Regions from separate parts of the Homo sapiens genome. Here regions 1, 2 and 3 are each linked to region 4. Evidence: chromatin loops called from intact Hi-C (ENCODE). Cell type or tissue: PC-3. All regions are shown on one strand.

Region 1 (2,500 bases), 60 kb after region 4:
GAGTTGGGACCAAACAAAGTGCTTGGTTGCAGATGCAAAATTGGATGATAAAAGTATAAATAGTAAATCATAGTAGATATTTGGACATCCATGTTCACAGCAGCATTATTCATGACAGTCAAAAGGTAGAAGTAACCCAAGTGTCCGCTGACAGAGGAATGAACAAACAGAATGGGCCATGTGCATACAATAGAATGTTATCCAGTCTTATAAAGAAAGAAATTCTAACACATGCTACAACACAGATGGACCTTAAAGATACTATACTAAGTGAATAAGCCAGTCACAAAAAGGATAAACACTATATAATTCTGCTTAGATGAGGTACCTAGAGTAGTCAAATTCATAGACACAGTAGACAGAATGGTGGTTACTAAGTATGTGGGGGAGGGGAATGGAACGTTCTTGTGTAATGGGTAATGGGAGTTTCAATTTGAGATGATAAAAGCAGTTTTGGGGATGGGTGGTGTTGATGGTTGTACAATAGTGTGAATGTACTTAATGACACTGAATTGTACACTCGGTAATGGTTAAAATGGTAAATTTTGTTATGTGTTTTACCATAATTTTTAAAAAATCAAAATGATGAGTTTGTTTCTTGGGGGAAGGGAAATAGGGGACTCTGATTAGGATGGGATGCATCAGAAAGGTGCTAGGGTTCTTAGTGAGGTTCTGTCCCTTGATCTGGCTGTTTGCACAGGTATTGCCTTATAAAACTTCATGATTTTCTGGTATCTATGTTTTATTTTATAGTAAAAGGGCTTTTTAAAATAAAAGAATCAAGCCAGGTGCAGTGGCTCACACCTGTAATCCCAACACTTTGGGAGGCCAAGGTAGGCAGATCACCTGAGGTCAGGAGACCAGCCGGGCCAACATGGTGAAACCCCATCTCTACTAAAAATACAAAAAATTAGCTGGGTGTAGTGATGCATGCCTATAGTCCCAGCTAACTTGGGAGGCTGAGGCAGGAGAATTTCTTGAACCTGGGAGGCGGAGGTTGCAGTGAGCCGAGATTGTGCCACTGCACTCCAGCCTGGGTGACACAGCGAGACTCCGTCTCAGAAAAATAAATTAATTAATTAAATTAAAAATTAAAAAAATTAAAGAATCACATATGAAACACTCAGAATTGTGCTTGGCACGTAGAAACCCCTAAACTATTGCTATTATTACATATTCTTCCTGCCTCTCTTATCCATCTGCACTGCCACCATGTGGCATGATGGTCTACCCACAGGTAGCACCAGGACCCAACTGCTGGATGTGATGATAACACTTAATCCAGAGAGGCTACAAGACCAACCTGAAGGCCAAGAGTCCAATGGAAGAGGCAAAACCACTAGGCCTGCCCTAAGTGCAGAAAGATGTGGTCACAACCAGGGTGCCTTCTTGAAGAGGCCAGGCCTATCTTGAACAGGGAGTGCCTGGGTTCATCTCCACGCTACATTTCATTCTGTTTTAGCCCTTCATGCTCAGCTTGGTTCTATGTGCATGAAAATTGATGACCAATATGATGTGAAGCTAATAATTAATCGTTCAGATTATAATTACTGGAGGCATCAAAGCAAAAGAAAGCAGCCTGGGAGGATGAATGAGGTTTGGAGAGGCAAATGGAAGACTGAAAGCACATGGCTTTCCAGGAGCCAAGAGAGAGAAGTCTGGGCTGGCACCTTGTGTCTGGGTGAAAAGACAGGCTGAAGCCAGAGAGAACCATTAGGAAAGCAGTGGGAAATCAGGTTCGACAGGTCACCAGGAGCCAGGTGAGGGACGGCCTTGGAGTCAGACAGAGAGAGATGCACATTTGAGATGTGTAGGAAACCGGGGCCAGGAATGTCATTGAGCAGAGGAAATTAAAGGACTTATTCTATCAGTAACCTGCAAGGGAGATGGAAGGGGTTGGGGGCCTGGAGGCTGCTGCAGCAAATACCCTGACATTAGGGAATTCTGGACATTGTGAGACACAGGGAGATTTGATTTGAAAGGAAAATCAACAGAACTTGATACCTAACTAGATATGGGGAAGGAGAGGCAAAAACCACCTTTAAATGGAAATAAGGAAGACGGCGTGGTGTCTTTCATAAGGACAGCTTCTCAGATTATTTTCTAGGTTCTAGATGGTCTCAACCTTGGCTGCACCATTGAATCACCTGGGGATCTTGTTAAAACACAGATTGATTCCGTGAATCTGGGGTGAAATTCCGTATTTTTAACAAGTACTCAGGGATGCTGATGCTGCTGGCCTACAGATCGACCATACTTTGAGTATCAAGGTTTCAAAATTTCCAACTTGACTGTGCATGAGACTCTCCTGGAGAGTCTTTAAAAATCCAAATACCCAGGCCAGGCCACTGAAATCAGAATCTATAGGGTAGTGGATACAGGCATGAGGTTTTCTAAAACTCTCCAGGAGATTCACGTGCACAGCCTAGGTTCACATCAGCTTTAGACTCTCTCACTTTCAGAGGTTAAAGAACATATTTTAGTCTTCAAAGGTTTCTCG
Region 2 (2,500 bases), 240 kb after region 4:
GAAATGTGAAATCTCAGGTCTTATTCCAAGACCTACTGAATTAGATCTGAATTTTTTTTTAGCAAGATCCCCAGTTCTCTGTGTGCACCTTAACATTTGAGAAATGTAGTCCATTTGTAAATGGTTTGTGGAGGAAGTTGGCTTTCTGAGACAATGTAAATGTTAAAGTTGGAGGACTGGAGCGACTATATCCAGAAGATACTGAATCAAACATCTGGGAAAAATAGGAGCTGGGTGCAGTGTTGCGCACTTGTAGTCCCAGCTACTTGGGGAGCTGAGGTGGGAGGATTACTTGAGGCCAGGACAAGTCCAGCCTGGGCAATATAGCGAGTCCCTGTCTCTTAAAAAATTAGGGAAAGATAGGAAGGAATGGCAGTGATGGGAATGGGAGCCTCACAGAGAGAGGTGGTGCCTGGTCTGAAAGAAGGCCTGGGAGAGGAAAGATAAACTGATGTTGGTTGAACTTCCATTGTTGTCAGAAACTCTGCTTGGTGTTCATATGTGCTATGTTGTTTAATCCTCACAGGAATCAAATGTGTTAAATTTTAACTCTATTTTTCTTTGTTGAAGAGATTCAGTAAGCTTAAGGAACTTGCTCAGGTTTGTAGACCTAATTGACTTTTAATAGTAGCAGAATTGGACCATGGGGCTGTACGGGTGCTGGAGATGCCACTGGAAGGTCTTAAGGATGTGGACGAGAAGGAGTGGTGTGTTCACGATGACAGATGGATCAGGCACAGGAAGTGGCTGGCAGGTCGCATCCCTGCTATAAATAGGGGAAGATGCTAGTGTAGCATGGTGTGTGTGTGTGTGATTTGAATGTAAAGGCATATTGAGAAAATATATCATGTCTACTACTATAGTTCAATTTTCCCTTAACCTTGAACAAATACCAAGTAAGATGACCGTTAATATTTTTTCTCCCAAATTAATTTTAGAATTAGAAAAAAAATCAATGAGCAACTTAAATCTACAGTCATGTAAATTAAAGATCATTAAACAAGGTCTGATTTTCTTAATGGTTCTTCAGAACTCCAAAGGGAGGCTTTGATCTCACACAACCTGTTCCTTAATTCAACCCAGGAGAAACTTGAAACCTAACATCTCCCAGTTGACATGCCCGATGAGCGAGTTTTTATTTTAACAGTGCCCTCTTGTGGGCAGTTCCCCTCAAGTGAGGCCCCAGTGATGCCTTGGATTACCCAGGAAATCAGCTTTCAAATCTGTGCTCTGACAGGCAGCAAGGTGGATTTCAGGTAACCAGGCCAGCCAGGTTCTGATGCCAGCGGGGAAGAGCAGTTGTCAGTCTCATAAAGCAGGCCCCGCTTCCCACCTTGGTTGTGGGGGCGATGCTCGGTGCATCCTCTGTGGGAGCTGTGATGGGGGTATCTCGATTTCCTTGCCAAGACCTCTGGAGAGATGCAGGCAGTGCCGGCTGCTTTTCCAGGTCATAGCGCCAAGTTTGGGTGGGTTATTTGAGACTCACTGAGAATGAGTCTGAGTCTGAGCCAGCCCTGGGTCTCTGCGCCTCCAGACCTGGATTTTCTAGACCCGTTTGCAGTCATGTCTCCTGGCCCCAAACCCCCTGAGCCCCTGAACCGGAAAACCGCCTGGGTTAACTTTCTGGGCAATGAAGTAATAGCAAAGTGGTAGGCATAGATTTTAACCCTAGGGAATAATTTTATTCTGAAAACCTTTGGGTTTGGTTTAAATGTGATATTTTCCATGACTTTGGTTTAGCCCCAGGCCAAACTATGAGAAACAGTCCTTCTTTATTCTTTGAAAAGTTTTTAGAAGACTTTTTTCCTTACTAGTGAATTCATAAAAAATGGTATTTGCCTTTTGTGTTTTGTTTAATCTGAGAGAATTGGGGAAATATTTAATTTTTACTCATATTCCATATACAGTGGTGAAAATGAGCCTCCAACTGGTGGTCTGGAGTCCTGAGTGCCCCTGGGGTTCCTGACTTTTGCTTCTTAAGAGAAGTTCAGGGAGGGGCCCTTCCAGGTAGGATTGGGGCCTGGTTGTTGCTTTCGAGGGTGTGGGAAGAGGACACATCACAGTGATAACTAAGTCCTGCATGCAGTCCCAGCTCTGGCACTCCCTGGTGTGTTCCCAGTTACCTGACTTCTCCCCATTCAGCTTCCTCATCAATGGGTCTTGTAACACTACTCTCCCTGTAGCGTTTTGATGAGAATTATACATGAACACACGAAAGTGCTTAGAAAGACCGGAGTAAGTGTGAGTTGCCATTATGGTTGAGACTTGAGTAAGTCATCAGAATTTGAGAGCAAGATTGAAAACTGTCAGCTCTTAAAGCTAAAATGGTTAAGAATTAACTCAGAATGAGTGAGACTGGCAATTTGTGGAAATGACCCAATGGAAATAACAGTTTGTTGAAATCTTTTACTGATGAGGCTGAGGAAACAAAGTCTGTAGAAGTCAGTGGGAAGATGGATCTGAAGACAGCTGAGTTCCAGTTGGCTGTATTTTCATCTTG
Region 3 (2,500 bases), 180 kb after region 4:
CTCTGGGCACAGTGCCTCTGGGGTATCCCTGCTCCGCAAGCAGTGCCTCTGCTACTGCCGTACACTGCCACTTCAGTAATAGTTGCATTCTAACACCACCAGCTCACCCTTGAATTCTTTCCTGGGTGAAGCCAAGAACCCTCCTGGGCTAAGTCCCAATTTTGAGGCTTCCCTGTGCTGCATCAATGTCACAGTCTTGCTTAAGGCTGACCATTTGTATCAACATGTATGTTTTTCCCCTATCACTTCATTCAATTCTGCTTCTGACAGCTGCTCTTCCATTTCTAGTGATTTCTCCAACACATCTCTGCTGAGAAGGAGGGGCTGAAGGAAAAGGCCTGAGCTATAAGGACACAGATATCAGGGTTCAGACCTCGGCTCTAATACTTACAAGTTATATGACATTCGGCAAACTTCTCCATATATTTTCATCTGGTGTATTTCTTCTCTATGAGTCATTCATGTACAGAGAAGTCTTAGTGCCTTGGGGATCTTCAGGAACATTACACACCTCTCAGCAACAACTTTGGAACACCCAGTTTCGTACTAATGCTCCTTTTTGAGCATTTGAATGATTTCTGCAGCATAATTTTTGTAGCAATAATAGTGAACCATAAAAACTCAATGGCCTCATTATCAAGTCATCTGCACAGGGCCAATTGATTTGGATGATATCAATTCTCTTAATCCTTCCCTGGAGTGCAGTGGGGCAGAGTCCTGCTTGCTTATTTTACACAGAAGAAAAACTGCTGCAGCTCCTAGGCACCCCAGCTTTGTTCCTGGAAATACGAGGAAATGCAAAGGTGTGGCATCCCTACTGGCAATCTACTGTATTCCCATGTGGGCATGGTGAAATCTCCTTCACATAGATTGCAGGAGCACCTCCCTGACTGCTGAGGTCCTGTGGAAAGGGAACTTGAACACCATCCGGAATATAGGAATTTTTTTATGGGGGGAATGGTGAATAGACAGACAGAGTTCATTTCCAGATTTTTATTCACTCTAAGCTTTTTCAGATTCAGTGTCTCTGGGGTGCGCATTGTTGAGCATCTTTACACTTCAGCCTGCTGCCATCAAACCCTGGACTTTATCCCAGAGCTACAAATGAGATCTCAGCCCTGGAGTTGTCTGTCATGAGCCTCGGGGCCTGCTTTGCTGTGACTGGACACTCTACCATCTGTCTGTCAGCTTTGAAGCGCTTCCCTCTTTTGTCCCAGGAATGCAATTAAGCAAGTTACTTGGAGCTGTGCCTTCAATAATCTTACTGGAGGTTTACACAGTCATAGGGTGAGTTAACAGGGTAAGGGTTTAATCAGTGAGTTGGATGAGGAAAGTATTTTGTTTCTTGGCTTAGTTTTGCATGGTAGCATTTGTCTCCTTATGTAAACAGAGTGCAAGTTACTATCCTGCCATCTTCTATACCGTATTGAATTACCAATGTAATTGTAATCAGCACTTCTGGAAAGTGCTGATGGCCTATTTTGTACTTGTTTGTGTTAATCAATGTTAATTACAAAGCAAGCACAGGGGTTAACGAATTATAATGGGCTTAATTAAGCTTGACAGTAACAAATGGCATAACCTTTATGTTATGGCCTGGTTAAAGTAACAAAAAAAAAAAAGGGACAAAATAGACCAGAAAATCATCACATAGGAATCCATATTCATATACTGATTACCTACAGGAACAGAATAGTGTAAGGAATTTATTGGTTTTGCTAATTGTCAAGTTAAATTTTTACCACACTGGCACTACTAGGAGTACAGAGAACTATTAGGCCTGACTTTTACCCTCAAAGAATTTGTAATTTTGTTGGAAAAGAGACACAGAAAACCAAGTTTTAAAATGGTCCAATGAGTCACAAGTGAGTGATGCCTACCATGTTACAAAGCATTTGGAAGAGACAGGGATCACCGTGGGTTGGTGCAGTGGAGGAAGACTAGGGAAGGTAGAACTCAAAGAAAGAACTCGATGGAGGAGAGGAGGGAAGTAGGCATTCTTACTGGATGCATGGGTGGAGCAAAGGTTTGGAGGTAGGAATGCAAATACTGTGTTCAGTGAGCATGCATGCTTCTGTGAATCTGCTTCATTGATTTAAGTGTCACAGAGGGGTAAGGAAAGTGTTGTCCACAGTCACACTACCTGGTCTGAGCCTTGATCTCCCCGTGTATGGAGTAAGAAATGACCACAAAGACACTTCCGGCGCCCAACTACAGCTGCAAAAGCCCTTGAGCAGGGCCTTTTCTCATTAGATGAGATAGGATGTATTTGGATGCAAGCAATAACACACACACCCTAAACAGAATGGCTTCCATAACAATCATCTGTTTACTGCTCCTAAGTCTACTGGTCAGCTTGGTTGTTCCGCTGGTCTGGACGGGCTCAGTTGTTCTGGGCTGTTCTCACTCATACATCTGATGACTTGGTGGAGGTTGGCTGGTGTGAGGTGGCCCCACTCACATGTCTGGTGGCTGCCTGGCTATTGGTTGCAGTGCTGGA
Region 4 (2,500 bases):
GAAATGAAAATAAGCCTTCAGACCCCATCATGTGTCAACCCTTCACACTGGGAGGCTTGCTGGAGCACATGAAGGGCATTTGGTGAAATGCTAAATCAGGAGCCAGGATGTGCACAACTCAAGCATGAAGCAAAAGGAACGTGCTTAAAATCATGGAGAAAGGGAATCACCAGGGCTCATTTGCAACAAGCAGCATGAAGGTTCTGTCTTGACAGCTCTGGCCAGTGTGATGAGATGTGTGCCAGGATAAGCCTGAACAAACCTATTTTTCAGGTACCAGCTCTACCCAGTGGCTTGTTAGTGAGCAAATATGCCCCAGAATGGACTTAGAAAACAAATGCACACCCAGATAATTGTTTAGGTCCTCCAGCATTCATCATTCTTCATTCTTTCAAAATTCACCTATTGATTAATATCATCTCTTAGAGTAGGGTTTCCTAACCTTGGCACATTGTCGTTTGGGTCCTGATTATTCTTTGTGAGGAGCTGTATTGTGCTTGTAGGTTGTTTAGCAACATCCTTGGCCTTTACCCACTAGATGCCAGTAGTGATCCCCTTCAGTTGGAACAAGCAAAAATGTCCTTGGACATCACCAAATGACCCTGGGGAGAGGGGAAGAGGGGAGGAATGAGAGGTCAAAGTAGCCCTGAGTTGAGAACCACCCTGTTAGACGAAGTAGAAACCCAGATTTACGTTTGTTTAATCATATTCTGGCAGGGTGTTGTGGACAGGTTGTGGGTCTTGAAGCCAGGTTATCTGGCTTCAAATTCCTGCTCCTAGAGTGAATGACTTGAGACACCAGGTTCTGTGCCTTCCAGCCACCCCATGGTGCCCCTGGAGGGAACTACAGGTTGTGTTAATTGTTTTCTAGGAAGTTTCTACTCTCTGAGCTCAAGGTGCTATTGCTGCTTTTCTATAAATGGATTAAATCAACTAAAACTATCTACAAACTCTGCAGGGCTCCATATCAAAACAAACATACAAGTAGGTTTGAAAGTGAAATGTCAGCTTTCCCCTAGTATGTGTATTTTCAGAATCAATCAAAGTGACTATAAGGTTAGCAATAAAGGCATATTAATACCCATATCTATGCCATGTGTCAAGCAGATTTTAAATTCGTGTGTGCTGGGAGTGAGGGGGAGTATGGAGAGTACCTGAGAAGGCAGCCCTGACAGTGACAATTCCAAATGCTGTTGAGAACCACTCACACCCTGGGTTGTTGATTCTAGTCCAGAAATGTCTCTCTGGATGCCAGATCTCAAACTGACCACTGGAGGTCATCCTTGTCCCACCAAAGCTTCTCACTTAAGACTAACTTGCACAGCAGAAAGTTTCAGCAGAAGCAAATCAAGGAGAAAATGTGAGGCTGTATTAGCGACCCGACCCACAGAGGTTGTGGCAGGGACTAGATTGTGAAAGGACGAAATGAAATGAAATGAAAAGCCACCTTGGGCGGAGCTAGTAAAGTCAATGCAACACCCAAATGCCCTTGAATGCCATTGTAGTGTTTTCACACACCTCCTGGCTTCAGTGGTATTTATTGCCAATGCCAGAACTTCCAGCTGCCTTGAGACCTCTTTATCTATATGCAAAACTGCCTAAAAATTATGCTTTCTCACCAAAACCCTGAATCCATAACTGACAGGCCACAAGAAAGCTCAGCTTCCTCTCCTTAGGTCCAGGCAACTCTGAGATGTAACTTTCCAGCTCCCAGAGGCCCCTGTGGGATCAGGCACCAACCAGCCACTGTAGGACCTTGCCTGAGATTGCAGCTTGTCTGAGATTCCTCCCCTTCCGTGTCCTGCAGTCCCTCTCTGCCTTACCTATTTTCCCTGGGAGTCATTATTTGACAAATCATTGTACGTAAATCCTCATTACAGGGTCTGCTTCTGGGGAATCTGACCCAAGACACTGGTTTAAACTTGATGCTCAAAACTTTTGATTTTTTTCCCCCATGGTCGTCTACCTGGCTGCTTCAGGTAACCGTGGGATTTGGGAACACATATTACCTAGAGTAGCCTCCGTGCCCCTTGGCATTTTCCTGCAGGACAGACCGGTATTGCAAGTCTATTCCTGGGCCTCAGCAGGCTCAGCTGACCTCTCCGTGTCTGTCCATCGCAACATTGGCTAAAGTGGTTTGCAGAAACCTATGTGTCTGCTTGCGGTTCCTGGGAATCCAGGCTTGAATCTGTCTGCTAATCCATTTGTAGCAGCACTAAGAGTAGTAATTTAAAGCCCAGGGAAAGATCTAGGAGCAGATAAAAAGATCCTTAAATTATTTCAGAGTCATGAGGGGCAAGGGAGGCGAAGGAGCTGGAAGAGATCTGACAAGCCATGAATGGATCCAGTGAGAGGGTAGGGTGCACACCTGGGTGGGTGTTTCACGGGGGAAAAACCTGGCTGTGACTCAGGATTTCTGCCTTTGGTTTGTAGAAACCTAAGCCCCAACATTGGCTTTTTATTTTTTTTTTCCCAGTTCAACATAGCATTGCTCAAGCAA

Evidence for each region. Peaks named below come from ENCODE experiments on the same cell type or tissue, not always from the same donor. Only the 100,000 strongest peaks of a DNase experiment are listed, where the experiment ranks them.
Region 1: a loop joins it to region 4, with 16 times the contacts of the local background. A loop is called at or near these places in 35 of 110 quality-filtered maps.
Region 2: a loop joins it to region 4, with 15 times the contacts of the local background. A loop is called at or near these places in 69 of 110 quality-filtered maps.
Region 3: it touches region 4 in a loop (2.1-fold over the local background); 3 of 110 quality-filtered maps call a loop at or near these places.

What each region holds. Positions count from the first base shown.
Region 1 is chr20:16,700,216-16,702,715 of GRCh38, reverse strand. No RefSeq gene overlaps it. Among named protein-coding and RNA genes, the nearest start is that of SNRPB2, 29 kb to the left of the region's middle. In PC-3, a CTCF peak has its summit at 1,232 (motif pointing left); no DNase peak of the experiment used is centred here; H3K27me3 peaks cover 1,044 bases.
Region 2 is chr20:16,517,142-16,519,641 of GRCh38, reverse strand. All of the region lies in intron 3 of KIF16B (kinesin family member 16B), which reads left to right. Among named protein-coding and RNA genes, the nearest start is that of KIF16B, 55 kb to the left of the region's middle. In PC-3, a CTCF peak has its summit at 1,152 (motif pointing left); a DNase peak (open chromatin) is centred at 1,131.
Region 3 is chr20:16,579,101-16,581,600 of GRCh38, reverse strand. LOC124904875 (a long non-coding RNA gene) reads right to left here. Exons shown (of 2, transcript XR_007067539.1): 2 at 2,242-2,500. Among named protein-coding and RNA genes, the nearest start is that of KIF16B, 6.9 kb to the right of the region's middle. RefSeq lists an enhancer at 56-225. In PC-3, no CTCF peak of the experiment used is centred here; a DNase peak (open chromatin) is centred at 1,250.
Region 4 is chr20:16,760,203-16,762,702 of GRCh38, reverse strand. No RefSeq gene overlaps it. Among named protein-coding and RNA genes, the nearest start is that of OTOR, 13 kb to the right of the region's middle. In PC-3, a CTCF peak has its summit at 1,278; DNase peaks (open chromatin) are centred at 1,282 and 2,052; H3K4me3 peaks cover 662 bases; H3K27ac peaks cover 476 bases.